2 separate regions of the Homo sapiens genome follow, and region 2 is linked to region 1. Evidence: chromatin loops called from intact Hi-C (ENCODE). Cell type or tissue: tibial artery. All regions are shown on one strand. Each heading gives the region's core, and the rest is flanking DNA. Links, peaks and the distances in the headings are about the cores only. Region 1 overlaps H6PD (hexose-6-phosphate dehydrogenase/glucose 1-dehydrogenase). Region 2 has its middle 20 kb from the start of MIR34AHG.

Region 1 (14,886 bases), core at 4,142-12,141:
GGAGGGCATCTCCCTGATTTAATTAGCTGATTTATTTATTTATTTTATTTATTTACTTTTTTTGAGACAGGATCTTGCTCTGTCACCAGGCTGGAGTGCAGTGGTGCGATCATGGCTCACTGCAGCCTGGACCTCTCGGGCTCAAGCAGTCCTCAGCCTCCTGAGTAGCTGAGACTACAGACATGTGCCACCACGCCCAGCTAGTTTTTAAATATTTTTTGTAGAGATGGGGGTCTCGCTGTGTTGCCCAGGCTGGTCTGGAAGTCCTGGGCTCAAGTGATCCTCCTGCCTTGGCCTCCCAGAGTGCCGGGATTATAGGCATGAGCCACTGTGCCTGGCCTAATTAGCTGACTTAATTAGATCACGAAGTTAGGCAGTGGTCTTGAGCCCAGGTCCTTGGACCCCAATGCTTCCTTCTTCTGCTTGACAAAGGAAGCTGTTTAGCATCGTGACTGAGGGTCCAGGCTTTGTGGCTTGACAGTTTCCTTCACCTCCCAGTTTCCTCGTCTGTAGAATGAGACTCCTCACAGAACCTCCTCCACAAGACTGTTGTGAGGAATGATTGGAAAGGTGCGTTTAAGTCATCTGGCACACGCCGACTACTTGGTTAACATAGGTATTATTATTGGATTCAGGAACAACCAGTTTTTACAAGGGGATGGGCGCATGAAACCATTTGAGACTGTTTCGAAACACCTGTGTTAGGACCCACCCTACACCTACTGGATCAGAATGTCTCTGTCTTGAGAAAGGGAGCAGGAGGCGAGGACCGCGTGTTTGTTCTGATGCCCTCCTTTGATGAGAACTGCTGCTCTGGTGCTCGCTGCTCAGTATTCCGGAGTCTCACTACTCAAAGTGTGCTCTTGGACCAGCTGTCAGCACTTCAGGTCCTCTTCCTTCTGCATCAGAATGTCCTTTTAAAAAGATCCCCAGGAAATTCAAATGCTCATTAAAGTTTGAGAAACACTGTAAAGGTTAAAAAAACATAAAAAAAAAAATACCCACACATACTACCCCCACCCATTTAGGAAAGAGTTGTTTTTTAGTTGTTTTGCAACCACAGAGTAAGCAATCATGTTGTAATACCCAATATCTTGGATTTGTTTAAAGGAGTGCTGGCAACATAACAGATAAGGGAGGCCAACCTCAGAACCGGGGACCCACAACAGGACTGGTCAGGGAGGACTGTGGCAAACCTCAGAGTCAGAACAGGATTAAAGAGAGGGCCAGGAGTCAGTTCAGGCCAGGTGGCCATCCGTCACAGCTGTCTGCAGTCTTCTGGGGTGGGGGCAGAGGTGCTGGCCCTTGGGGCTCCCCCACCTGCCCATGCCAGGACTCTGGAGGCTTAGCTCCTCCCTTTGTACCAGGCACGTCCAGAGCCCTGGCTACCAGGATCCGATCAGCAGCTCTGAAGCGCAGCCTGCCAGCTGGCGGCTCCTCCTTCTCCAGGCTGTTCTCTGGGCTTCAGATTTCTTGCTGCCTCTCTCCTGCACTGACCTTGCAGCTTCTCCTTCTCTCCAGACGAGCGATTGCCGGTTGAGGAAAAAACGCTTGAAGGGCCAAGGACAGGGACTGGAAAGCAGGAGGAAAAAGCAGAATGGTCCTGTGGTCCGTGTGTGTATTTAGGGGTGAGGGCAGATACAGGGAGAGTGGGAGAGGAAGGCTGGGGAGCCACCCGTGTGGCCCTGATCCTCTAGTTAAAGCTCCAGTGATGGACGCGTCGTGTGTCCTGTAGACACTGGCTCAGACACTGTGGTTGGGTCCTCACCTTGGGTTGGTCCCTCACTAGGACCCTCTTGGAGATGGATCTTGAGAGAGATGAGGAAGAGGCAGAGGGGGTGGTGGGAGGAGGGGGTCTGACGTCAGGGTCAAGAGGCAGATTGGTGCCCTCTGTATAGGGATGGTGGAGAGGTCATTGGGCTGGTTCTGTGGGGACTTTTGTAAGTTATCTCTTTAAACCTCAACTTCTCCATTTGTATTACCAGATTATGGCTTCCTAAAGTTGTTAAAGATTTTGTTAATCCTTTACCTGGTAAATGCCTGACATATAATAGGCGCTAAATCAGCCATTCAGTTCCTTCGTCACTGCTCCCACCTGCAGGCTGAGCCCCATTTCCACCGTGGATTTCTGACTAGTTCCCATGGGCATGCCGGCCGTGATGACTTTCCCCCTCACTTCCTTCTTCCTTTCCCTCCAACACTGGCCTTGGTTGGAAGCTAGAGAGCCAGAGAGCTGTGGAGGAAGAATTCAGTGCAGGAAGCCCTACAACCTTGGTTAGAACAGAAGGGCAGAACAAACAAATACTTGGTGTGTTTGTGACCCACCTTAGGCCTCTACTTCTCATGCATGTGAGTGCCTCAGTTTAGGCTGAACACTAGCCCAGGTGGTTTGCTTACCTGGGAGAGGTTGTAGCCACTGGCCCAGACACTGTTGTTGGTCCTCACCTTGGGTTGGTCACTCACTAGGACCCTCTTGGACATGAATTTTGAGAGAGATGAGGAAGAGGCGGGGGCGGTGGGAGGGGGGGTCTGACGTCAGGGTCAAGAGGCAGATTTGGTCCCCTCTATAGCGGTGCTGGAGAGGTCATTGGGCATGTCATGCAGTGGCTGCACAGTCAGTCCCAGCTCCCCTGCTTTCTTACCCTGGGACCTTCATTGACCTGAGCCTCAGCTTTTCCATTTGCAGAATGGGAGGACTGTCACAGAACCCCATGTGGTTCTTTCAGGATTCTTGTCTGGATTCATTGAGCTCTAATACACATAAGTACTTAGTGCCAGCACTAATCATTTGCTGGTATCACTCTTCCAGGATGACACCTACCACTCGGTGCTTAATAGGTGATAGGTACAGGCCTCAGCTCATTATAAGCATGAACTCCTTTTATCCTTATAACAACTCTGTGCTGTAGGTACCGCTATTACCCCCATTTCAGGTGAGAAAACTGAGGTACAGCCAGGTTAAATAATTGTGCACTTACTAAGGGGTTGAGCTGGGATTCAAACTCAGGCAGTTAGTCTGGAGTCCATGTTTTCTGTCACTATGCTGTAGCAGTTATTAGTCATCACTTGGTAGTTGGAGCCCAGTGGACATGGAGAAGAGGCAAGTGAGAGGAGGTGGTCCTGCCCTCTCACTGTTCCAACTGTCGCCTGAGGACCTGCCACTATACCTAGGCTGGGGCTGCCCTGCTTGTCCGGGTGACCTGTGCTCCTAGAAGAGACTGGCCTTGGTCATAAAATGGACAGCTCCACTCCCAGGCCTGCGGCCCTCCCTGGTGGCCTTTGCCGCTTTCCTATGCTCCTGGCAGCAAAGTGGTTCATCTCTAGCAAGTGGTCTCTAACTTTCCCAGGCAGAGTCCCTGTCTACAGGGCAGGCTCCCTACCCACTGACTTCCTGGAACAGAAGCCAAGCTGTCAGGAGGGAGGGACAAGCTGTGGGCTTATAACATTTTCTTAAGAAACACGTGGTGGTTTCTTGCCAGGCAGGAAGTGTTTGTTTCCACATCGTAGCCACCTGAACCATGTCTGATCCTTCCTTGTTCCTCGTCTGTCTCTCTTTGCACCCCAGGCACCCAGGCATGTGGAATATGCTCATAGTGGCGATGTGCTTGGCCCTTCTGGGCTGCCTGCAAGCCCAGGAGCTCCAGGGACATGTCTCCATAATCCTGCTGGGAGCAACTGGGGACCTGGCTAAGAAGTACTTATGGCAGGGACTGTTCCAGCTGTACCTGGATGAAGCGGGGAGGGGTCACAGTTTTAGCTTCCATGGAGCTGCTCTGACAGCCCCCAAGCAGGGTCAAGAGCTCATGGCCAAGGCCCTGGAATCCCTCTCCTGCCCCAAGGACATGGCACCCAGTCACTGTGCAGAGCACAAGGATCAGTTCCTGCAGCTGAGCCAGTACCGCCAACTGAAGACGGCCGAGGACTATCAGGCCCTGAACAAGGACATCGAGGCACAGCTCCAGCACGCAGGCCTCCGGGAGGCTGGCAGGATCTTCTACTTCTCAGTGCCACCCTTCGCCTATGAAGACATTGCCCGCAACATCAACAGTAGCTGCCGGCCAGGCCCGGGCGCCTGGCTGCGGGTTGTCCTTGAGAAACCCTTTGGCCATGACCACTTCTCAGCCCAGCAGCTGGCCACAGAACTCGGGACCTTTTTCCAGGAGGAGGAGATGTACCGGGTGGACCATTACTTAGGCAAGCAGGTGAGCATCAGCATGGAGCCTGCCAGGGCTAGGGTGAGCTGGGCGCTGGTAGACCCCAGCAACAAAGCCGCTCGCTCATTGTGGAGCTAGGCCCCAAGGCATTGTGAACTCAGAGCTCCCATGGTCTCCTTGAAGGTGGGCAGGAGGCGAGCGGGTAAAGGAAAGACAGCAGCAGGGCAGGACTGTTGGGTCCTTGTCCATGTGTCTGGCCTCTTTTGTCCTTTGCAAAGCCCCCGTTCTCGTTGTTTCCCAGTCTGGGCTCTGGCTTCTCACGGTTGCCCTGCATCCCCTGTAGCGGTGGCTCAGCAACTCTGGTGTCTGGATCTGGCTTCCTGTTGGGTGTGCTGTGGGAATCAGAATGAGCTCTCTTCTCCTGCACCCATCCACCTTTTTTTTTTTTTTAGACAGAGTCTGCTCTGTCACCAGGCTGGAGTGCAGTGGCATGATCTCGGCTCACTGCAACCTCCGCCTCCTGGGTTCCAGCAATTCTCCCGCCTCAGCCTCCCAAGTAGCTCGGAGTACAGGCGCGCATCACCATGCCCGGCTAATTTTTTGCATTTTTAGTAGAAATGGGTTTTCACCATGTTGGCCAGGCTGGTCTCAAAATCCTGACTTCAAGTGATCCGCTCACTTCGGCCTCCCAAAGTGCTGGGATTACAGGCGTGAGCCACCGCACCCTGCCCCATCTACCTTTTTTCAAAATGTTTTTCTTCCTGAGTTCTGTTTTGAGCCAGAAGGTTGGCAACAAGAGCTTAAACCAGGGAGCAGTAGGACCTTAAGTCCTGGGCAGGAGCATGGGTTAACCTCCTGGGTGACACATGTCCGTTGACCAGTTCACTCAAAATGCCTTGGAGGCCCTTGGGGGCATCCTGCCCCAGGAACCCTGGCAGAGAGTGCAGCAGCCCTGTGTTCTGGTACGTGGTGCGGGTGGGCATAGGCAGTTGTTGAGGACAGAGACATGGCCTTCCATCCCACCCTGCCTGGAGTTGCCCATAGTAGGATTCCTAAATAGGGGTCCTCAGAACTGGGCCAGTCCTGGGGAGGTTTTCACTTGTTTATGGCAAGATGAGAAGAAATACAGAATGTGCTCAATTCAGAGCTTTTCTTTGCTACATTTTTGGTGTTAAACCTATCTTTATTTTATTAAAAATTGATTGTAATAGAAGATAGGTAATTCTAACTTTTTTTCTTGGCAAAATACAAATCTGGTAACCCTTTGGAGGTCACTTGCAAGTTTTTGGAACCTTTACTGGCCTGTGAGATCGTGAAGTCCAGAACTACTGCTCAGAGGGCATCTTCTGCTCTGAGCAGGGAATAGAAAGGTCAGAGCCCTTCCCGGGAGTCAGGGTTCCTCCTTCATCGTGAGAGTATCCTGCAGCACGCCCAGTCTTCCCCCCCCGACAGGCTGTGGCGCAGATCCTGCCTTTCCGAGACCAGAACCGCAAGGCTTTGGACGGCCTCTGGAACCGGCACCATGTGGAGCGGGTGGAGATCATCATGAAAGAGACCGTGGATGCTGAAGGTGTGTGAGTGGCCCTGCGCACTCGGTCCCCCAGCCTCTGCCTGCCCGCTGTCTGCGGTGAGGCATGGGGCGCTTCTCAGAGGGAGGTTTTCTGTGGGTGTGTGGTCTCCCTTCGAGCCTGCCGTGTGCCTAGCTCTGAACCGGGCTAAACCCCAGGGTGCCGGCTGCAAAGCCCAAGTAGCCATTGCTGCCCATGAGGAGCGTATGGTCCAGAGAAGTAGGCCTGGCACAGAGGCGGGAAACCACTGGCACGCGGTAGAGGCTGGAGTCTCCCTGAGGTCCCCCAAGTTTTTGAGTGCGTGGAGACCATGGGAACTGCGTGAGGGCTTCCCCGACTGTGGTGCTTGCAGCCGTGGCGCCCCCTGCCTGGGGCACTCCCCCTCGCGTCCCCCTCACCTTCTGACCCCTCTCTCGCTTGTTAGTTCTCAGCTCCATGGCCCTCCAGGAAGACTTTCTGAGCCCTGCAGGCCCACTCCCCTCACCCTCACGGCGCCACACACCTCCCTCCCCTGCCCTGCACAGTGTTACCCTTGCCTCGTCCTTGTCCACCCTGTCTCTTCTGCCAGCCTGTAGGCTCCAGGAGGACACCGCCTCTCCCGCACTGCCACACACCTCAGACACACTGAGTATACACCCGGGAGGCGGGGGCCCTGCGTCATGCCCACCGCTGCCTTCAGCTGGGTGGCCTCAGCATGTCACTCCTTGCAGCTGTGAGATGAGCATGTCCTGTCGGTGAGGACAGCTAAGGTCCCTTAGCTGGCATTCTGTGATGGTAGCAAAGTTTTGGAGCATTGACCGTGAAGATGTAAAGCACTGGCTCTTGCCCAGTAACGATAAGAGCTGAAGTTTACTGTGTCCCCAGTCCCCAGCCGCCAGGTGAGGTGGGCGCTGTTACTAGCCTCCTTACAGATGAAGATGGTGGCGAGCCCACAGCCCCACAGTAGAAGGCGGTGGAGCCTGATCCTGGGGGCAACAGTCTGGCCCCAGCACTCAGGCCTGGCGCCGCTGCGCTGTGCTGCCAGCGCTGCGTCAGTGGCCAGCTCATCCCCGCGGCCGCTTTCTGCAGCTGCAGCGGGAGCACCCGAGGCCACTGCCCCCCCAGCCCCCGCAGTGCGTGCCCGCCACAGGGCAGGGCCCAGAGCCCTGGACCCAGGGATGGGCCAGGAGGTTTCTCCTCTTTTTCTCTCTCCCTTGCTCTTTCTCTGGGCCATTTTCTCTTTTTCTTTCCCCCGCCCCTTGGTTTCTCTTCAGCTGCTTCTCCCTTCCTCTCTGAATGTGTATTTAGTGCCAGAAGCTCTCTGCGGGGCCGAGGTGCCACAGTGAGGTACAAAACTCAGCCTCTCAGATATGGCTCCCTAATACTGCCCAGATTCACGGGTGCTGTGGGGGGTGATGATCTCATCACACTGGCTGGTGGGACAAACTCCAAAATGGAGCTGGGCGCAGTGGTACACCCGTAGTCCCAGCTACTCGGGGGCAGAGGCGGGAGGATCATTTGAGCTCAGTAGTTGGACACCAGCCTGGGGAGCATAGTGAGCCTCCGTCTCTGAAAAAGAAAACAAAATGGGTGATGGGTGTTGCAGGCAGGCAGCGTGGTGGGGGGACAATGTGGGGGGTGGGCGGGAGGCCAGGCAGGACTTCCCAAGCCAGGCCTTGAAGGACATTGCTGGGTTCGAGAAGGCACTGGGTTTCTCTACTTCAGAACCCACAGCAGAAAAGAGGCCCTACCCCCTGCAGTGAGCCTTCATGGGTCTCAGGGAATCGTCCTCCAGCCCTTCCAAATTTCCCTCCCAGTCCTCAGCCAGGGCGCTGGCCGTGGGTTGCCCCCCGTGCCTGTCTGTGCCTGATCTCCCAGCAGGCACGTGTGCTGGGCCTATGCCTGCTTCATCTTCAGAGAAGTGAGCTGCACCTGGTGCAGAGAGCCTAGAGCAGAATTGGAGGGGGTCCTGCCCCTGCTGAAGCCAGCGGGCCGGCGCTTGCCCTTCTCTACCTGGACTTGGCCCCATCCCCAGCGAGGCTGGGAGACTCCTCTCCCCTTTCTGGCAACTCCTTCCTATCTCCGCCCTGGGCTGGGGAAGAGCCATGATGTCTGGAGTTACCTGTTGGTACTGTTGCCTCTTAGTTCTTCCAGCCCTCCCACCCTGTTTCCTTCTTGGTATGTGGTGTCATTTGTGGGTTGTTTGTAGGTCCCATGGAGCCAGGGACCAGGCAGATTGCAGGCCCGATTATCCTAGCAAAGGTACTTTTGGATTTTGAAGAAAGAAACACGGAAGATATGAAAGACAGACAGGTGGAGCTCTGGGCAGGTCTGTTTGCCGGGACAGTCTGAGGATGTTGGGTTTGAACAGCAACACAACAGCCTGGGCTGGCTGTCCTCAAGGTCCAGGAGGGAGAGGCACCTGGAGCCCTGTTGTCACAGCTGCAGGGACTAAAGGAGGCCCAGCCTTGCCTGCCATATGGGGCTCTAGGGGAGGGTCCGCCGCTCCTAAGCTCCAGAGTCCAAGGCCTTTAGTACAGCTGGGCCCTGTACCTTCAGCCCAGGGGCAAAGGGAGCCTCAGCGCAGGACAGGCAGTGGGAGATCCACTAGTCCTGGAGGCTTGCAGCCTGTCGCGGTGAGACCAGAGTGGGGCTAGTTCAGTCCACGTTCCTTGTCAGAGGTGGCCAGCAGGACTGCAACTGTCCTGGGGTTTGGCCCTCACTGGTTGGCTTGTTTACCTGCCATTTACAAACAGGTCCTTGATAGCTCGTAGCAGGGAGGGACAGCCTGCTGCTGAGCCCAGCCCCCCAGCAAGTGGGCCTTGGACACAGGGTGCTTTGGCAACAGAATGAGCTTGCTTGCTGCCTCTCTCAATTTTGTGTGCCTGCGTGCCAGGGGACACATTCTTTCTGCATTCCAGGAAGGTGGCCTGGTACAGCCCTGCTGGCCCAAGCACTGCTCTGTGCTGTCCTCTCTGAGTCCTGCTTTGGAGCCAGTCCTTCAGGGGCCTCCCACCTGTGGTTCAGACTGGAAAGAGGGGACAGGCACCGCAGACCTGCAGCACACCCCAGCATGGCCAGGAGCCCTGTGCCCAGCACAGCAAGGCCTAGGCTGCCACTGCTGTCCCGGGTGAGGGCGGGAAACAGGCAGGAGTAAATGCTGCCTCCTACTGGAGCTTGGTGGACTTGGCAGGCGAGTGCTGCTGCAGTGGGGCTCAGCATGGGCAGAATGTTTCCAAGGCAGGATTCGGAGCCCGCGGTCTGACTGCTAATCAGAGGGGTCAAAGTGCACGGCAGGCCATTCTCCCCCACTCCCCACCCCACACACACCGCAGGCCATTCTCCCCCACTCCCTACCCCACACACACCGCAGGCCATTCTCCCCCACTCCCCACCCTACACACACCGCAGGCCATTCTCCCCCACTCCCCACCCCACACACACCACAGGCCATTCTCTCCCACTCCCCACCCCACACATACCACAGGCCATTCTCCCTCACTCCCTACCCTGTCCTCTGCCCTGCCAAGGGTTCTGGTGGATCCCAGCTGCTCTCCACCCCTGCAGTGGTGCAACCCTAGCTGACTCCTAGGCAGGAGTGGCACCTGCGTAACCGAAGCCAGCACCCTGAGTGCTGGGAAGGGAGGGGCTGCAAGCCAGGCCTGGGAAATGGAGCATTCCCGGTCCAGAGCTGCTGCAGGCCCCGGGAAAGGGACTTCTGAGCTGCAAGGTCGTTTGGATGTCTTCCCCCACCCGCATCACACACATCTAAGTGGGTGGAAGCCGGCTTCCCCGGCTCCCTCCCCTCCATCCTCCATGCTGGGTGAGTGTTGTTTTTTTTTCCTGCTGCAGCCTCTGGCCCAGAGGAGTTTGCTGCAGAGTCAAGGCTGCTGCACAGGCCGGAGGGGGTGGGGAGGAGGAAAGGAAGACGCGATCTGGTTCCCAGCTCCCTCTCAGCCTGACCTGGGGTGCTCCTCCTGTGCGTCCCAGTCCGTGAGCCCCTGAGAGTCACAGCCCCCCTGGGTACCCTGGCTGGGGTCTCGAAGCAGCATGGGCCATAAAAGGAGAGTCACTGAGCCTCCTTCATCCCAGAGATGACCCTGGCTGGCCCTCATCATGGCATCGGGAGGGCTCTGCAGACAGGCGGGCCCATGTGATTAATGGGCTGTGTTCAGCTGTCTGGGTCCGGCTGCCTTTTCTGTCGGGAGTGCTGGAATTGGAACTGAGGTCTTGGCACCTCAGAGCCTGAGCCTCTAACCACTGAGCTCCACAGCCTCCCCAGCTGGCCAGGCCCTCAGCAGTTGGCCTCCCTGCTGGAACGCACTCAGGGCCAGTCTCCTTGCTGCCCTAGTTTCCCCTCTGTGTAGAAGGCCTGCTGTTGTTGTTGTTGTTGTTGTTGTTGTTGTTGTTGTTAGAAAGAAGGAGGGAGACTTCCTGAGGACATCACTGCTGGGAGGGTCCCTGTCCTGACATGGGGGAAAGGAGCCTGATGCTTGCCCACCTCTGAGGGCTGGAGTGACCGTTCAGTGCCTCTCACCGAGGGACCAGGGCATCCAGGGTCCTTCCAGGCACACACCAGCTGTCCCGCCTTCCAGCCTGGTGTGCCAGAAGGGGCCAGGAGCTCACTCAGCAGGGCCGGTTCCCCTTCCCGCCCCCTCTGCAGAGCTGTCTGCAAGGTGAGCCCAGGGCAGCTGCCGGATCTCCTGTCCAGAGAGAGCACCAGCAAGCACACTGTGCTCTCCTTGGCCCTCACCTCTTTTTATTTTTAGTAATCCCAGAAGGTGTTGATGGGGATTGCAGCTGGCTCTTAGTTGTCTTTTTTTTTTTTTTTTAATCTATTTTTGTTGAGAAAACCTGGATTTCCCACAATGTGGAAGCAACGAGGAAGGGGTTTCTGGTCCCGGTTCTGAAGGCTGTGACCTTCAGCGCACATCTATACAATGCTGATAGCCCCGGCACCTCTCTCTCTCGGGTAGTTCTAAGGATTAAATCAGATAATGCACACGGAAATACGTTACAAATGGAAGTGTTGTTGTTCTTCCAAGTTTGCAAGGAGAGGCAGCGGCAGTGTTCTTGCAGTGTGTCTGAGTTCCACGTGACTTATATTGGATTATTATATAAATCCTGTAATTGATCTGTCATACTTTTATGTCCATTCTTTATGTCATATTTCTCTCTCACATATACATACACAGTTGTATACATACTTAAATCTCTATGTATTAGCAGTCTGCACAACATATACCTTTTAATATTTATATTTCTGTTCAGTTCTGTTCATACCACAGAATATGTGTTATAAACTCTTTTATTAAGCTTTTTGGTTGTTTCTAGTTTTTTGCTATTTTATTATTATTATCTTGGAGTCTTGTTATGTTACCCAGGCTGGTCTTGAACGCCTGGTCTCAAGTGATCCTCTCTTGCTTTAACCTCCCAAATAGCTGAGACTACAGGAGTGCCCCACCTCCCCGGCTTCTATCTTAGATGGTACTTTGTGAGCTTTTTTTAAAATTGAGATACAATGCACATACCACAAAATTTACGCTTTTAAAATATAAAATTAAGTGGTTTTTAGTATATTTACAAAGTTATGCAACTACTATCTAATTCGAGAACATTTATGAGCATTTTAAAAAACATATTCCCTTTAAGTATATACTTCGGCAGTAGAATGACGGGGCCAAAGGGGAGAAGTGCTTTCTAGCTGTTACTCTCTGTTATGAGTCTGAGCAGCACAGCTGGCGGGCACAGCCATGGCCCCCCTGCTTTGTCATCCTCTGACCTTGGACGAGCTCTGGATGTGCACAGGTGGGAGCCAAGTTTACAGGGGGTCTTTCCTCCCAGTGTCCACCCTGGTTGTGCTTTTCTCTATCCTTTTCATATACTGATGGGTTTCAACCCTCAACTTTCAACCCGGGAAAATACACTAGGAGCCAATATAGATCATTTTTAGGAGAAATCAGTCCACAATAACGGGCAGTAACTAGAAAAGATCAACATCAGCAGGAGGGCCAGCCCCTCGCCTCCTGTCCTTGCACTCAGCTGCATGGCCTCTTCCCAGGGAGGTGCCAGGCCACAGTCCCAGTCACTGCATTAAACTCTGAAAAGACGGAGCCAACCAGGCAAAGTCCATAAATCTACAGGCCGTGTTAAACACAGGCGCACCCCCTGAAGCTTGAAATTAAGGAATAAAGGAAGCTCTCTTTTACCCAGCAGGTAGTAAACCCGTGGAATGCATTCTTTTTGAGAATTGAGAGAGGATAAAAATAGGAAAGGGGCCGCTTAGGGATTCGCTACATTAATGAATAGTAAGCAGATAACAGGGCTTTTAGGGACTCTGTTGTGTTCCCTTCATCAAAAATTCATCTGTTTTTAAAGCTTTAAGTATGCTGTTGACATATAAATCCACTGTAATTCATTGATTGGAAGACATTTTTTTCATATTTGGACGTCTCTGAAGTTGGGTTTATCCTTAATAGGGTGACATAGTGGAACTGGAAACCCTTTTCTTTCTTAGGGGTTATAAAACAGCGATGCTTCCGCCACTGATGGCATTTCAGGTTTGATGAAATCCAGTTTATCTCCAGTGTGCGTTGTCTCCCCAGGCCCTAGTTTATACCTCCAGCCGCCTTTTAGATCATTTCATGGGGTGTTGCACCATCCCTTCAGATTCAGCAGATTTAGAATGAAAACCATCACTGCATTTTTCTCATGAAATACCAACTGTGTTTTCTAACCTCTTTATTTCAAATGGGAACAGTGCTCTCTGAGTGACCAGGCTGGTAGCCCTTCTCTTACAGCATCTGTCATAAGAAAAATTCCAACCAGTCTTTATCAGTGTTTCCTGTGTGCTAGCCACTGTTCCAAGCCCTGTGTGGATATTAACTCCTTCAGGCCCACAGAAGCCCTGTAAGGGAGGTGCGGGGATTGTTGCTTGTTCGTATGTGAGGTGATGTCAGTTGCTGGAGATCACAGGGCTGAAAGATGGCAGAGCCGGTATTTAAACCGGGGCAGGCTGGGCACGGGGGCTTATACCTGTAATCCCAGCACTTTGGGAGGCCGAGACGGGTGGATCACTTGAGGTCAGGCGTTCAAGACCAGCCTGGTCAAATGGTGAAACCCCATCTCCACTAAAAATACAAAAATTATCCAGGCATGGTAGTTTGTGCCTGTAATCCCAGCTACTCGGGAGGCTGAGGCAGGAGAATTGCTTGAACCCAGGAGGCGAAGGTTACAGTGAGCCAAGATCGCGCCACTGCACTGCAGCCTGGGTAATGGGGAGACTCCATCTCCAATAAAATAAAACAAAATAAGATAAGATAAAATAAGATAAAATAAACTGGAGCAGCCTGGCTCCAGAGACCACACTCCAGATCACAGCTCTGTACCACCATTCAAGGATCCAGCCAGTCACCAAGTAGTTTGTATTCATCTGCTATAATAACTTCTTTGCAGTTCACTGTGACTTCGTTCCCTCCTACCTTTGTTACTTCCTTTGATGGCAGCAAAGGCTGCCTCACTGATTTCACTACCACCAGTCCCATCCTGTTCATCTTGGAGGTCGCAGACAGCTTCATCTTCCTGAAGTACCTCTTTCGTGCTTCTGCTTCCCTGTTCTAAAACCTTTTTTAAAAAGTTTTATTGAGCTGTAACTCACAAATCCTACTACACTTTACCCAGTTAAGGTGGACAGGCCAGTGAGCTTTCGTGTATTCACAGAGTTGTGTGTCAGTACCACAATCAATTTTAGGACATGTTCATCACGGCAAAGGAAGCCCTGTACCCCTTCGTTGTCATCCCACAATTTCCCCCTCTCCCCAGCTCCTGGCAACCACAGAAATGCATTCTCTCTGCGGGGTTGCCTGTTCTGGATATTTTGTACATATAGGATCATACGGTGTGTGGTTTCCATCAGTTAGCATCCTGAGTTCAGAGTTCACCCATGTTCTAGCATGTACCAGCACTTCATTTCTTTTTACTGCTGAATAATATCTTATTGTATAGATATACCATAATTTATCCAGTCACCAGTTAGTGGACATTTGGGTTGCCTCTACTTTTTGGCTGTTATATATAATGCTGCAATGAGCATTCATGTACAAGCTTTTGTGTGGACCTGCATTTTTATTTCTCTTGAGTATAAACCCAGGAGTGGGGTTGCTGGAGGATCATGACTCTGTTTAACTGTTTGAGGCCAATAACTCTTATTTATTTATTTATTTTTTATTTTTTATTTTTGGAGACAGGGTCTTTATCTGTCGCCCTGGCTGGAGTGCAGTGGTGCAATCATAGCCCACTGCAGCCTCGACCTCCTAGGCTTAAGTGATCCTCCCACCTCAGCCTCCCAAGTAGCTGGGACCACAGGTGTATTTCACCATGCCCAGCTAATTTTTGTATTTTTTGTAGAGATGGGGTTTTGCCATGTTGCCTAGGCTGGTCTTGAACTCCTGGACTCAGGAGATCTGCCCACCTCAGCCTCCCAAAGTGCTGGGATTACAAGCATAAGCCACTGTGCCAGGCCTTAGGTCCCTTTCAAATGCAAGATATTCCTGATTTTCCTGTTCTATTATTGCAGGGGAAGGGAAGAATTGTCTTTTTACATTCTCCCGAAAAGGAGAATTGGAAGATTTGGTCACCCTGGGCCCACACTCCTGTGAGGCACCACCTGAATGCACCTGAGGTACTTAACTGTACCTCTGAGGGACACCAGCCTTACTCCATCCTTTTCGCTTTTGCTGGCCCCGGTAGGCATTGGAATCTCTGAGCTTTGCCCTAGACCCCTCCTTCCAGAAGCTCAGCCGGCTTCTTCATTGTGCTCTGTTTCTAAAGGCCAGTGGTGCCCACGCCACTCAACTTCACACCGTTCTGTTGTAGGGTTGAAGAGTGGGTAATTAAAAGGGAAATGTTTTGGTGGTAAGAATTGCAGGCTCTGGGTCGAACTGCCTGGGTTTGAAGCTATTTTTACCTCTTTACCAGCTGTGTGTGACCTTGGGTAAGTTATCCAACCTCTCTGAACTTCAGGTTCCTTATATTTTAAAATAGGGGAAATAGAGGGGCCTCCTTATATGTTGTTATTCTGAGGATAAATGGACTGATCCACAAACATTGCTGGCATCAGTTTCTCTTTTTCTGGATGTCTTCTCAACAATAGCACAAGAACTTGAAGGCCACAACACTACAGAGCT
Region 2 (14,886 bases), core at 3,212-11,211, 47 kb before region 1:
ACCCAGGAGGCGGAGGTTGCAGTGAGCCAAGATCACACCACTGCACTCCTGGGTGACAGATTGAGACCCTGTTTCAAAAAAAAAAAAAAAAAAAAAAGAAGTAAAGGAAAGGAAAAAAGAAAGAGAAAAAAAAAGAAAAATAATTCTTTGGCTAGGTATGATGGCACTTTGGGAGGCCGAGGCAGACGGATCGCTTGAGCCCAGGAGTTCAAGACCAGACTGAGCAGTATGGCAAAACCCCGTCTCTACAAAAAGTACAGAAACATAGCCTGGGGCGGTGGTGGGCGCCTGTAGTCCCAGCTACTCTGAAGGCTGAGATGAGAGGATTGCTTGAGCCCAGGAGGTTGAGGCTACAATGAGCTGAGATCACACCACTGCACTCTAGCCTGGGTGACAGAGCAAGACCCTGTCTCAAAAAAAAAAAATTATTATTTGGGAGATATAATTTTACATCATCAGAGGGTCAAAAAAAACCCTCTATTTTGCCTATTGGCCCCATTTGAGATGACCCTGGTGAAATTTCTCAGCTAACTTTCTCCACCTCTGTCAAGTTGACCGAGACACCACCTAAATCTCCATGAAGGACCTGGCAGCTTTCCGGCTCTGCAGCATTTTCCCGACAAGTTTGCTGCGCACACGCGGATGCTGACAGCACAGTCTCATGCTTGCCTAAGCCAGAGCACCACCCTCTAGTGTGACACCGTGTGATCTCTATTTTACCATGCAGAAGAGAGGTCATCTCCTGGTACAAGAAAATGGGCTGTCTTCTGGATAACCGCAGCAATTCATCTCTGAGTAGCTGAAGGTCATTAGTATGCATTATACAAGTGGAACCATTTGAGAGAAAAGAGGGAACTCACTGGACACAAAAGTGCACTGAGACTGTGAACAGCAAGTCCCGAACAAGGACACAGAGATAGATCCCAAAGGGAAAGGCTGGAGGGGGAAGGATGCGACCCAGCCGCAGTGGCTGATCCATGAGGGCTCCTGTCTGGGTTCGTGCTGCCAATCAGTAGCATTCCCCAGGCAAGACGTGGGCGCCAGGCCTGACTTGAAACCCAAGGTTGGCTTCAAGATCTTGCAGCTGGATCAGAATGCTGAGTTCATCGTTGCTGGTGGGCCGCCGTCACCTCTCCTTAGCCCCCCTGTTGAAGGATGGCCGGCCCCTCCTGGGAAAATTGCTACATTTCCTCAGATAACAGATGCACACATGACTAATCAGGCCTACCCTAAGAAATGAGAGCCAGCAGCAGAAGCCACAGCGCACACTCTGTATTGTGAAAATGGAATGTGGGATGACCTAGGAGATGACACAAATGCCGAACGGCGAACTTTCTGTTTCTATGAGTCTAATAATGAAAAACTTTTCTGCCTGAACCCGTGGGATCGAATAAAATGAAAAACCCCATTCTGCAAACCACTGCGCCCCATGGGAAGCAGCTCGGTTTCCTTCCCGTGTCGTCGGGAGCCCTCTGATGGAGGAAGCCTAAATTACAGCGCTCATAACCTAACAGGCAGCCGCCGGGCTCAAGTGCCCCCTGATTTTCCAGAATCGAAAAGAAGAGGAACCATAAAAGAAGCCGAATGTTTTCTCCCCCTGGCACTTTGCCCAGTGACAGTTGTCAATCAGAGGTGCTGCAGACCGACTCGAAGGCAGCGTTCAGTGCCCAGGCACACTGCCTGCTGCCGTTGGTTCCTCCCATGGTTCTCAGGGCGCCAGGTCTCTGTCAACTCCCAGCCCCCAGTTTCCTTACCTTGTCCTACTGCATCTGAGTCAGGATGCCTGATGGGTTGAGCGCTGATGATCTCATCCGTGTCCCACATGTCCCAGGGAATCCCAGGTCTGCCCTGAGCTTCCTGTGTCCTTGGGAAAGTCGGTTAATCTCTGGGCCTCACTGTCCTCATCGCTGAGCTTGGGGACTTGTAACAGATGATTTCTAAGTATCTTCCAGCTTTGAATAGAGCATTTGTCTTGGGTGGCCAGGCTTAAAGTTTAAAGGCATAAAAGGAAAATGGGATCTGATCTTTAATCAGAACTGCTGAGAATGAGAAGCGCAGAGCAAACTACCGACTGCATTGGGTGAAAAGTGAAAATGGTCGGTGGGGAGGTGCCACGGTCAGGATCTGAGGCGCTAGGATCTTGCCAGTGCCTTGGCGCCTTTCTCTGCAGTCCCCGGCCTGCCTCCCTTCTGCTCCCTCTCTTCCGGAGTCTGGTGCTGCCAATTTGCCAGGTGAGCCCCGCCAGCGTCCCATTGCCGGTTCTCGTGGCCCTCACCTTTTCCTTATACCTTCATCCCTGCAGGAGTCGCAGGACCTCAGCTGGCCAGTTGGCTCTGCCTGGAAGGTGCAGGTCTTGTCCTTGTCAGGGAGACTGGCAGCCGCAATGCTGTGCCTGTCCCAGGCTGAGCAAGAGGCTCCTGGTGTCGATTCTGGAGCAGCCACAGGCCTCAGCAGGCCCCCAAAAGTGATGACATCAGCACAGTACTGCACCAGCTCTGAGGGCCCCACTGCCCCTGCCATCTCCTCCTCCTCTCCCTCTCCAGTCTCCCTCTCCTCCCAGCACAGTGCAGCCTCCAAGGGCAGCCTCCACGGTGGAGATGCTCAAGCTAAAGCATGGGGACAGGAAAAAGCAACCACCAGGGTGGAGGGTCTCCCAGGGGAAGCACAAGGTCTGGGACAATGAGAGGCATCAGTCACCGAACCATCTCACAACTCGAACAACCCCAGAAGAGCGGGCTGGAGAGTGCAATGTGACATCACTTCCCATCTTGCTGGGAGACAGGGCTTTTGCCAAGAACGGGCCCCTGGGGATTCATCGGGCGACATTTTCATGCCACTGGCATAAATAAAGACTTGTACCAAAGGCTGCCATTCTGGGCAGAAGGTGCTGTCTAGACCCCCTTAGGGCTGCCCTCTCTGGCCCCAGGCCCCTGGCTCCTACCACCTAAGCCCATCACATCACCCAGGAGGGTCGGCAGCTGCTGGCCCCCACCCACATTCGCTGGCTTGGTTTTACTCTGCAGGGGAAGCTGGACTTCCTCCACATCCAAGTTCAACTACATGACATCAGGAACACAGCCTTTCTCCCGACACCTTCGAGCCTCTATTTGTCTCCAGTAGCTGTCCCAGAAATCATGGGTGGGAGCATTCAAAAATGTGGTTCCAGAGGTCCCCTTGCCCTAGCCCAAAAGGCTGCCTGAGCTGGGGATCCCTTCCTTACCCCCCAATCCGAAAGGCAGCCTGGCCTTCCAAACTGGAGTCCGTGGTTCAGAGTAGGAGATCCACAGTCAGGGCCCGGGACACGGCTTCCCCTGGCTGGTCTCAAAGTCTTCCTAACCCTCCAGGGGTCCGTCCTGGTCTTCCACGGAGTTTCCCAAAAGCGCGCGCCACACTTGGTGGGCGCTCAGCCCCGAAGCGCCTGTGAACACCGCCCATCCCAGGACGCACGAAGCCAGTTGGTACGAGCACCTAGAAGCAGCACTCCCCATTTGTCATCCTTCCCACGGGGAAGGCTGCCTGCTGCTCCGAGCCCTCAACTCCAATGAAGTACAGTCGTCAAGAAACGGTGGTCTAAATAAAGCCGGAGACTCACTCACTGCACCAATCAGCACCGTGCGTCCGTCTGGATCTCGGCGCCGGCTGCGCGCAGCCGCCAGGAGGTGGCCGTCGGGACGCGAGCGCCGCCCGGAGCAGTGGTGCAGGGTCTCCGCATCGCCGGCTGCTGCTGCAGCCCCGCAGCGCTCAGCACTGCTGACTTGGCCCGGGCGGCGGGCAGGCGGGCAGGCGGGCGGGGAGGGCGGGGGAGGGCCTGCTGCAGCTTGGGTTCTAACTGCCCCTGCGCAAGGAGACCGGGAGAAGCTGGCTGCAAGGGCTGGGCTGGCCAAGGCTGGGGCAGTTGCAAAGGGTGGGAGCGCAGCAAGCGGAGAAATACCCCTGAGTCAGCACTGGTGCATTGGGAGGTGTCCCGGAGAGCCTGGCCCACGACATGGACAGGGTGTCCGAAACGTACGCCCCTCTGTATCACCCTCTAGTCATGCACCCCCATCTAATTCTGAAACCAACTCTAGCCTCATTTTTTCCCCTCCACGATGATGGGCTGTAATGCACCCTGCTCTGAGGCCTGGGGGGAATGGAAAGACAGAATTCTCTTTCAAGCCCAACCCAGGCCCGGGGAACCCCCTAGATGTTACTGTGGGGTCACAGACAAGGCCGTGGGGATTTGACACGTGGGCAGGGACAAGGGCAACCCCAAAGCTAGTGGATCTGACATGGGGGTGACTGGGTGGTGTGGTGGGCATCATTTCATTCACTGCAGTGGATTTGCTGCCTGGGAAATGCAACCCCCACCGTCCGAGGTCCGCTCCTGTCTTACTAGCTACTTAGCAGCCAGCTTCCCTGTTCTGCTCCCTGAGAGATGAAGGTGTCCCAGGCTAAGATCCCTCCATCACCTGCCCATCCCTGAGGGTCTCATGTCACCTCAGCGGCTGGCACCTCCTCTTCCCAAACACCCCGTGGTGGCTTTGGCCCAGACAGTGCCTGCCTGAGGGAAGGAGGCCTCTGGCCATATGAAGACCGTAGAGGCCAGGGCGGCCATCCCTTGTTCATTTCATCCTGTGTAGTTCCTTTCACAAGCCCCACTGGAGTCATCTGCTCTTCCCCGGGACCCATTTGTGAAGTTCCTGTCTCCCTTGACCTCCCCGTAGGGAACCAGAGACCAGTGGGCAGGGACAGAGTGCTGGGGGCCAACAGTGGCATTTGCTCTGCAGCCCTCAACCAGCAGGCCTCTCCCTTGGCTAATTCCAGGCAGGAAGGACACTCGTTTGTCATCCAGGCTGGGAAGGGAGACACCAGAAGAGAAAAGTGTGTCTGGGCAGGCCAGGTCTGTTCTCTCCCTCTCCCGGGTGGAGAGGTCACAGATACCTCCATCCCATGGATGAGGGCAAACTAAAAAGTCCAGAGACAAACAGCTGGTCCTCGCAGCTTCCAGGGTTGGGAGTCAGAGGCTGGGATGGGTTACGGTTCAGCCTGCTGCACAGGTGAGTCTCCATCCTTAGCATCCTGCCATGCTGACTTCAAAAGACCCTAGTGCGTGGGACCCCAATGACTCGTTTCGGTGTGCTGGGCTCAAAATCGTTCGTGGCCAAGCACGTTAGTCTGGAAAATTTAAGTTGCTGCAGATTGATGGACAGAAGGAGAGATGGTTTTCAATATACAGGGAATGTATTTTAAAATGGAGCAAGAGACAGGGCTGCAAGGAGGGAACGGGCACTTCGAAAGCAGCCAGTAGAAAGTCGCTCCTAATTCTGGGGGAGGGAATTGTGTTCAGCCTGCAGAGTGCTTTTCTAGTCCAGGCGATGATTTGGTCTAAGACTTCATTAAACATTTGTCTATGAGCCCAAATTTCCCCAAATGACTGAGGTGTTTGGTATGAGCACATTGCATGCCCCAGGGAGCTTCAACGCCAGCAGCTTCCTGCCACGGTACAGGCAGGTTCTCTAAGCACGAGCTTTCAATTCAGGCTCCTGTCTATAGCGAGAACCAGAACACAATGCAGGGACCCACAGGGGTCATGTGGCTCCACCAGCCTCAGCCGTTCCCAAAAGCCCAGCTGCTGTTTCAGGGGCTTGCCTGGATAACTTATATCTGAGAGGTTTGCTGCACATCCTTTGAGTGATTTATGGTGAGATCTAAAATTTCTTTGTAAAAAGATACCCTTTTGCTTTGGGAGGGATCACAAGGAGCTCAGCCCTCCAGTGCCCAGGACCACCTGGGCAGATGCCACTGTTGGCACTGTATAATGTCGCCCCCCATGCAGACCTGATCTGAGCTCTGCGTGTCAGGGAATGCCACTTCAGCAGTGCCAGCCTGGGAGCTCCTCCAGCCGGCACCTACTGAGGCAGCAAATGACTTTGGGGAGGCCCTTTGGCTGGGTGCATAGGAGTCTGGGTCCCAGAGACCATAGCTCACATGTCTCAGGCTGCTTATGTACTTCCCCAGAAAGAGCCACTGTCCCAAGTGTGCTTCCTGCTGCTTTTGTGCAGTCCCATCTAGACGAGCCCCTTATGGAGACCCCTCCTCTTCTGCCTGGCACCCAATGCTCCCATCATTCAACACCTGCTACCAACACAGAAGCAGTCCATCCCCTTCTTAAATGCTACAGCCTCTGCCCCGGCGGCCACTAATCATTCTATTCGAGTTTCCCTCCAGAGCTCATCTCAGTAAATCCGGAAGAAGAAAACCTCCATCCCCAGTGAACAAGACCATGAAGGCTGCGTCAGTGTTCCCAGGTTTCAAGCCAAGCTGGAGAAAGATCACAACAGAGACCAGACCCGCATTCTCCGGCCCAATTCCACATGGCTGAGAGAGCCAGCTAACCAGACGCAAACACACGCGGCAGGATGGCACGCGACTGAGGCAAGGAATAAGCCTCAACTCATCAGTAAGTCCACGGGGTCTCCGCCCCCAGCATGTGGGAGAGGGAAACTAGCCCAAAGTCAGCGTCCTGATTGTGCTTTGGATTTGCCCAGGGCTGAGCACTCCCTGGTCCGAGGTACCCAACAAGCTGACCTGAGAATGGGCTGCATCCCCTTCCCTCCCTCCTTCCCTCCTTCCCTCCTCCTCTCCTTCCTCCTCCTCCTCCTCCTCCTCCTCCTCCTCCTCCTCCAGCTGACTCCTTCTGCTGCTGCCTCTGCCGCTGCTGCCTCTGCCGCTGCTGCGGTCTGCAGTCACTTGAAGGAGAAAGATTTCGCAGTACGGCATTCTTAAAGCTGCAGTGTCCAAATTCTCCTTCAAACCCCACTGTCACCGACATCAGCCAACTTACCGGGGTCCTTCGCAGAGGGTAGGTGGGCAAGGAGATGGGGATGGGGGGCTTGGAGAAGTCAGACAGGTGGGAACCAGACGCTCAGACTCTGGCAAGGGTAAAGAGGAGAAGCAGGCTGTACCGTGAGAGCCTCTGCAGTTAAACCAGGTTTCTGGGACTGCAGCGGGACTGCAATGGAGTAGTTTTTTTTTTTAATCGTAAAACCTCCACCAAAATCTTCTCCACAAACTTATACTCTTTGTAGCTTAATTAAAATACAAGGTGCAAACATAAAACCAACATGAGAAAGAAACCCAATCTTTAAAAAAAAAAAGAATTCAAACAGCAATTTAAAAAATTATTCCTAAAAATTTACTCCTGTGAGCAACTGACTCAGCTCTCCCCACAGTGCTGTGCCGGTAAGCCAACGGGGAAGGACCTGGATGGAGTTCTTAGCGCCCAGAGTTTCTGCAAAGTGCAGGCAGAGGACTCCGGCTTCTTAGGGGAGAAAGCTTTTTAAAACCCAAAGGAAAGGGGATCTTTCTGCTGGCTATCCAAGGAGCGTGTCAATGAGCTGATCTAGCATCCAGAAACCAACACACCCCTCCCTGAAAGTTACCTCTCTCCTCTGCTCAGCTGCTGCCGTCCTGCCTGGATGCTGGCAAGTTCAGACTGCTTCGGGAGAGGCAGGACCCGAAATAAGAAGTGTCAGCTGGGTCCCTGCACCCAAATGGTGCCGGGAGTCAATGCTGCAGGAGGCAGGGATGGTCTCCCCCACCATGCACCCGCCCCCCGCCGGTTGAATTTAAACCCCTGACACTGCAAGATGCTCACTCCTATAGAGACACCTCTCCGCGGAGCCTCCTCCCTCCCCCACGCTCTCACACAACTAGGTCCAAAGCTTTGCCCCACCTCCCAGATTTGTTCACCTGAAGATGCTTTTCTTGAAAAAACAAAACAAAACAAAAACAAAAACAGAAGATTGAGACTCTGCAGAGTCTTTAATCCTTAATTCTGGAGAAGGCGGGACTTGTTCAAAAGTTTGAGAATTGCAGCCTGATGCCCAGGAAGGAGCAGAGGTGATGAGCCGACAGTCTGCTTTGCACCAGACAAGTTGACACCGTTGCTTTATCAAGAAGGGCAGAGGTAGACCCGGGGTGAAGAGAAGAGGAAAATTCCTCTCCATCCACTGGCAAATTCTCAACCGTTTGGGAAATCTCTATTTTTGTTTTCCTTCAAGAAAACCCCATTTAAAAAATTGTCAGGCACATGAAATGTTCAAGATTGCCACTAAGTGTCAATTTTGTCCTGACACGTCTGTGATTCTTAAAATTCCCGTTCCTGCTTCTGTGAAAGTTAATAGTCTTTAAGATTGAGGTAGGGATTTAATTGAGAAAATTCCAGGAGAGAGAAGCACTTTAAATGCAGATATGGTTAAGATAGCGCATTCTAATATAACCCACAAGGGGTTAGGCAGAATAGATATACTGAGAGGTAGAAGGTGGTCAGGAATGTAGGTATTTCCAGGTTTTGAGTTTATCACAAACTCAGAGCCCAAGAAAGGAAAATAAAGGAGGAAGTGTGTGTGTGTGTGTGTGTGTGTGTGTTTGAGCGGGGAGACTAAAACTCCCCTTCTAAATAAACTGTTCAGAAAGACCAATTGCATCAATTCCATGTACATTTCATTACTGAAGTAAGACCAGGAGTGTGTGACTTGTTTCTAAACGGAGTGAGAGGGGAGGCTCTGCTGCCCGCATCCTGCTTGGGACACAGCCACACTGCTGCAGTGCACCACAACCAACGTGGGCACAGTGTTTTGCGGCTGCCCTCACCCGCCCTCCCTCGAGGACTTTGGCACACAGGTGAGGCTGTGCAGCCTGCGCTGTGCTGGCGGACAGAGACGAGGGCCAGCCTCGATCAGGCTGTCTTCCTTCTCCTCCTCCTGGCTGCACCCAGGCTGAGGTGGGGGAAGACCACAGACTCATGGGGTGTCATAGTGGGGAAGGCACCCCACAGAGCATGTAACCCAGTCCTTCCATTTCATGAATGGAAGAATGGAAAGGTGAGAAACGGCTGGGCCTTAGTCACCCAAGGTCACCTAGCCTGTGGGATGCAGCGCCTGGATTAGAATTTGGGTCTTCAGATTCTTTGTCCTATGATTTTCTCACTGTACCTGTCATTGCACCCTCTTGGGCAAGTGGTCGGCCTCTACCGCTTCCTCACGTGACCTTGACAATCACTTCTCTGCTCTGTGACTCAGTTTCCTCTCCATAGATGATGTGATAGATGATATGCAGACCAAAGCCAAAGAATTTCAACTCTGAAACCGGGAAAAATACCAAGTTGTCTTCTTGCAGCCAGAGGCAGAGAACAGGCACAGGGTTGAAGTCCAAAGCAAGCGTTTCTTTAGTCTCCTCCAATTTTGAAACCCAGAATGTCATCTGCATTCATTTCCCTGGCTGCCGTAACAACTGACCACAAGCTTGGTGGCTTAAAACAACAGAAATGTATTCTCTTACAGTTCTGGAGGCCAAAAGTCCAAACTCAAGGTATGCGCAGGGTTGGTTCCTTCTGGAGGATCAGAGGGAGAATCTGTCCCAGGCCTCTCTCCAGCTTCTGGGAGTGGCCAGCAATCCTTGGTGTTCCTTGGCTTGTACACACATCACTCCAGTCCCTGTGTTTGTCTTCCCCTCTGTGTGTCTTCTTCCCATAAAGACACTTGTCACTGGATTTAGGGCCCATCTTACTGCAGGATGATCTCATCTCCAGATCCTTAATTACATCTACAAAGACCCTTTTTCCAAATAAAGTCACATTCACAACTTCTAGCGGGACATTTCTTTCTGGGGCCATCTTTCAATCCACGACATCAACCAGTAAAAATTTTCATATGAGAACTGTCTCATGTGAAAACAGCAGTGAAATGTGATGGCCACCGACCCCATCTCAATTTTTTTTTCTTTTTTTTTGAGACGGAGTCTTGCTCTGTCGCCCAGGCTGGAGTGCAGTGGCGCGATCTCGGCTCACGGCAAGCTCCCCATCGAGGGTTCACGCCATTCTCCTGACTCAGCCTCCCGAGTAGCTGGGACTACAGGCACCCGCCACCACGCCCGGCTAATTGTTTTGTATTTTTAGTAGAGACGGGATTTCACCATGTTAGCCAGGATGGTCTCAATCTCCTGACCTCGTGATCCACCCGACTTGGCCTCCCAAAGTTCTGGGATTACAGGCATGAGCCACCGCGCCTGGCCCCCACCCATCTCAATTTTTTGAAGGGTTATAATATGGACTCCTTTGGTTATAAGAAGTTAATAGCTACATCTATAGAATGCTTGGTCTTTTTTTTTTTTTTTTTTTTGGAGACGGAGTTTCGTTCTTGTCGCCCAGGCTGGAGTGCAATGGCGTGATCTCGTTCACTGCAACCTCTGCCTCTCGGGTTCAAGTGATTCTCCTGCCTCAGCCTCCCGAGTATCTGGGATTATGGGCATGCACCACCACGCCTGGCTAATTTTGTATTTTTAGTAGAGACAGTGTTTCTCCATGTTGGTCAGGCTGGTCTCGAACTCCCGACCTCAGGTGATCCGCCCGCCTCAGCCTCCCAAAGTGCTGGGATTACAGGCATGAGCCACTGCACCAGGCCTCGCGCTTGGTCTTTTATAGTTTTTTTTTTTTTCATTTGTGTTGACATTTGATTCTCATACAACCCTCTCAAGGCAGGTGTTATCAGGATCACCCCCATTTTACAGTTGAGGAAACTGAGGCACAAGGAGGTTTGGGTCACATAGCTAGTAGGTGGCAGGATTTAGGCCATCTGGCTCCAGAATGTGTGCCCTTCTCCATGCTTCTGCTTAATCATGCCAGGGCTGCAGATTCTTCTCCGTCTCCACTTTACGCCATTGATTTTCTATCCAACCCAGGTCTCTGATTTGTGTCTCTTGCTGATATTTATTGGGCATTTTTGGATGAGTGCTCTGTACTGATCTAACTTTGGGCATCCTCCTTTGCTGTCTTTACCAGAGACGGTCTCTACTGCCTTTGCATACACAGGGGAAACTCACCAAACTTACTCGTGTGGATCAGCACAGGAAGTCATCCTAAGAATGGGGAATGGCGGGCATGGTGGCTCATGCCTGCAATTCCAGCACTTTGGGAGGCTGAGGTGGGAGAATCCCTTGAGGCCAGGAGTTAGAGACCAGCCTGGCCAACACTGCGAGACTCCCATCTCCAGGAAAAAAAAAAGAAAAAGAATGGAGGAAACTTGTTGTTGCACATCTAACTTGGCCAGAGTGACTAACAAAATGTCTCTTGGGGCAATAATTAATGGAAATGAGCATTCATTTTTAAATCAAAAAGAAAAAAGAAACTGAAGGACACTGGCAGCCTTTTGGACACTGTCAAGGTTGCAGGTCTTTGCTTTTGACCGCCCCTTTCCCAGCCATGTTTTGTCAAACTTGATGATCCTTTCCCTTTCTTCAAGAGCTAATTCTAACATATGTTTGATTTCTTCTTAGCCCCTAAGTCCTCACAGCTTTGGCATGCAAATACCCCTGTCAACTTAGGTCTTGATTTTCAAAAATGCATGCAGTCTAATTCCTGTTTGCACCTCCAGTCGTGGCGATGAGAAGTTTGCACACACAGGGGTGGAAGGCAGATACAGCTACATTCTTTTCCTTGGCTCCCTTTTGTGGGGTTAATATGCAACAATCCCACTGTCTCTTTTATTTTCAGTAACAGCAGGAGAAAACTAGGTTAAACCTAGGGAAACTGTTCTGTCTGGAAGTTGTTCTAAAATATTACCTCTAAAGTTAATCGCACAGTCTTTCCCTATTTTTTTTTTTTTTTTTTTTTTTGAGATGGAGTTTTGCTCTTGTTGCCCAGGCTAGAGTGCAATGGTGCGATCTCAGCTCACTGCAACCTCCGCCTCCCGGGTTCAAGCAATTCTCCTGCCTCAGCCTCCTGAGTAGCTGGGATTACAGGCATGCACCACCATGGCTGGCTAATTTTGTATTTTTAGTGGAGATGGGGTTTCTCCATGTTGGTCAGGCTGGTCTCAAACTCCCAACTTCAGATAATCCGCCCGCCTCAGCCTCCCAAAGCGCTGGGATTCCAGGCATGAGCCACTGCATGGCCGTCTTTCCCTTTTAAGGATGAGGCAGAACCCCTAAATGGCCGGAAATGGTGCTGCCTGGAGAAGAGGGCTGGCCAAGATAAACTCAAGATCGCCATTCTATTCAGGAGAGTCCCCATGTCTTAAATCATAAAAAGTCCCCTGACCTCTGGATGGTAAAACATCTGGACTGGAGACAGTTGCATGCATCATAGTGACTCTTCTTTCCGGATGAGTAAAGCCTTCTCTGATGACCTCAATGTGCTTGGCCTCTTCTCCACCAACACAAAACCACAGTTCACAGGGAGGGGAACAAGATGGCGGCTTTCATTATCAATAGAAGATGAAGGTTTTCCCTGCCTTGAATCTCTTATATAGCTCATGTTGATAACTGCACTGCATGGAGTTCATTCTGCTCCAAGCAATGCCATGTGAGGCTATGAAGATCACAAAGTCAAACGTAGGTCATGATTCGTAAACTCCCTTCCACCCAAAGCAGTCGTGTTCTTTCTTCCTCTTGCTTCTGCATCCTCAGCCATGGGCTGGCAACCTCCCATCCACCCAATCTGGCTCTTGGGATATTTAGCAAACCCATAAATGTTCAAATATCAGGTGGGCCAGCTTATATATGCACACTGTGGGTTTTCTGACTTGTTCATTTCATACGCGTTTGTGGAGTGCCTACTATGTGCAGAGCAGGGGAGAGATTCAAATTCAGTCCACGCTGATTGAAGTCTTTGCTGGCTTCTCCTTTTCCCTGAATGAAACTAAAGTTTTGCTTGCACCGCATAGATCGTTCCTGTGTCTTTGCTAAGATGCTGGGGGGTAACTGACTTCTGTGGAGATTCTTCTCAAAGGAGTCTTGTTTAACAGAAGAATGAAGACACTAACTACAAAGGAATGAAGGATGCATTTTCAGATCCTGCAGCCAAATGAAAAATATTTCCATTGCATGGAAGCCTTCCTGGGGTCCCTGACATGCATAGGATGTCATGTCATGACATGAGCCATGAACATCTCTGCACATGGAGCCCACATCCCTTGGTCTAGCCCCAAACGTCCCCTTATCAGAGTCCTTCCTTCAAGACAGCACCCCAGCTCCTTCTCACCCCATCCCTCGCTCAGCCTTTTTTCTCTTCCAAGCATGTGTGTCGGCACCTGGCATTATACTTATTTGTTTATTCTTTTTTTGAGATGGAGTCTTGCTCTGTCACGCAGGCTGGAGTGAGGCGGCACGATCTCGGCTCACTGCAACCTCCACCTTCTGGGTTCAAGCGATTCTCCTGCCTCAGCCTCCCGAGTAGCTGGGATTACAGGTGTATGCCACCATGCTTGGCTAATTTTTTGTATTTTTAGTTTCACCATGTTGGCCAGGCTGGTCTTGAACTCCTGACCTCAAGTGATTCACCCTCCTCGGTCTCCAAAAGTGCTGGGATTACAGACATGAGCCACCACGCCCCGCCTGTTTATTCTTTATTGCTTATAATTGTTAAAATAACAGTAATTATTGCCCGGCACAGTGGCTCATGCCTGTAATGCACTTTGGGAGACCGAGGGGGGCGGATCACCTGAAGTTGGGAGTTTGAGACCAGCCTGACCAACATGGAGAAACCCCATCTCTACTAAAAATACAAAATTAGCTGGGCGTGGTGGGGCATACCTGTAATCCCAGCTACTCGGGAAACTGAGGCGGGAGAATCGCTTGAACCCGGAAGGCGGAGGTTGCAGTGAGCCGAGATTGTGCCATAGCACTCCAGCCTGGGCAATAAGAGCAAAACTCCATCTCAAGAAACAAAAACAAACAAAAAAACCCCACAATAATTATTTTATTATTGTTATTATTGTTTAAATATTTAGTTATGATTATTTAAGGAATTTATTATTATTTGCCTCCCTGCATGAGAACACAATGGTCCCCCAGGCAGAGAAGTCGGCTGTCTCTTCCCCGCGTCGTCCCAGCACTAGGACAGTGCCCAGAATGCAGTCGGACTCCGTAAACATTTGTAAATGAAGGAAGGAAGACATACGTTCCCTTTCTTCTCCATCTGTGCCTGGTGGAATAGTTCACCAATTCCAGGCAACCCTATGGTCTGCACCACTGGGGGGACTTCCTTTTTTTTTTTTTTTGGAAACAGAGTCTCACTCTGTGTCCCAGGCTGGAGGACCGGGGCGCGATCTCGGCTCACTGCAACCTCTGCTTCCTGGGCTCAAGTGATACATGTGCCTCGGCCTTCTGAGTAGCTGGAATTACAGGCACCTGCCACTACACCCGGAAAATTTTTGTATTATCTGTAGAGAAAGAGTTTCGCCATGTTGGCCAGGTTGGTCTCGAACTCCTGGCCTCAAGCAATCTGCCTTCTTTGGCCTCCAAAGTGCTGGGATTACAGGCGTGAGCCACTGTGCCCGGCCCACTGGGGGACTTCTAATTCCCCCCTAAGTGACAGTTGGCCTCCCACAGCCCGCATGACAGCTCCCCAGACCACGGCCCACAGAAGTTGCTGCTGCCGTTCCCAACACGCAGGCTGGGTGGATGGGCTGACTTGGGCAGCCCACCCCTCTGCAATTCTACCCCCTTCAGAGCTGCCCCTTGTCTTAGAATAAAGCGCAGACCCCTCCCCAAGGCCATGGGGCTAAGAGGTCCAATTGCTGCCCGCTGTCCTCTGCCCACAGCCTCCTCTGGGCCCCCTTCTCCTTCACTTGCTCGGCTCCAGCAAGTCGAGCTTCCTTTGGTTTCTTCACAAGGTCCACCTGGCCCCTTGTCCCCTCCAGGTGTCAACCCAGCGCTCCCTCCTCAGACAGGCACCATCTGATGTCTTCTCTAGAAGCCATCTCTGCTCCCCACCCCGCTTCCCAGCCAGTCCCTGTCCGCCGCATCTGCTGTGTGTGTGTCTCTGGCTTCTCTAACAATGCATGTGTGCCTCTGCCAGCCACAGCCCTGTAGGCCAGGCATGGTGGCTCACGCCAGTAATCCCAATAC

The links. Hi-C counts contacts between places; a loop is a spot of excess contacts. Peaks named below come from ENCODE experiments on the same cell type or tissue, not always from the same donor. Only the 100,000 strongest peaks of a DNase experiment are listed, where the experiment ranks them.
Region 2: a loop joins it to region 1, with 3 times the contacts of the local background. A loop is called at or near these places in 2 of 110 quality-filtered maps.

The regions. Positions count from the first base shown.
Region 1 is chr1:9,241,360-9,256,245 of GRCh38, forward strand. H6PD (hexose-6-phosphate dehydrogenase/glucose 1-dehydrogenase) reads left to right here. Exons shown (of 5, transcript NM_004285.4): 2 at 3,566-4,202; 3 at 5,607-5,724. The coding sequence starts at 3,576. LOC124903836 (a long non-coding RNA gene) reads right to left here and starts at 1,359. Exons shown (of 2, transcript XR_007065455.1): 1 at 1,197-1,359; 2 at 604-914. RefSeq lists enhancers at 1-121, 7,151-8,074, 8,075-8,998, 9,923-10,845, 11,108-11,667. In tibial artery, for the core only: a CTCF peak has its summit at 8,875 (motif pointing left); no DNase peak of the experiment used is centred there; H3K27ac peaks cover 4,266 bases.
Region 2 is chr1:9,195,158-9,210,043 of GRCh38, forward strand. No RefSeq gene overlaps it. Among named protein-coding and RNA genes, the nearest start is that of MIR34AHG, 20 kb to the left of the region's middle. RefSeq lists an enhancer at 2,870-3,390. In tibial artery, for the core only: a CTCF peak has its summit at 3,617 (motif pointing right); a DNase peak (open chromatin) is centred at 6,358; H3K4me3 peaks cover 1,990 bases; H3K27ac peaks cover 1,533 bases; H3K27me3 peaks cover 3,340 bases.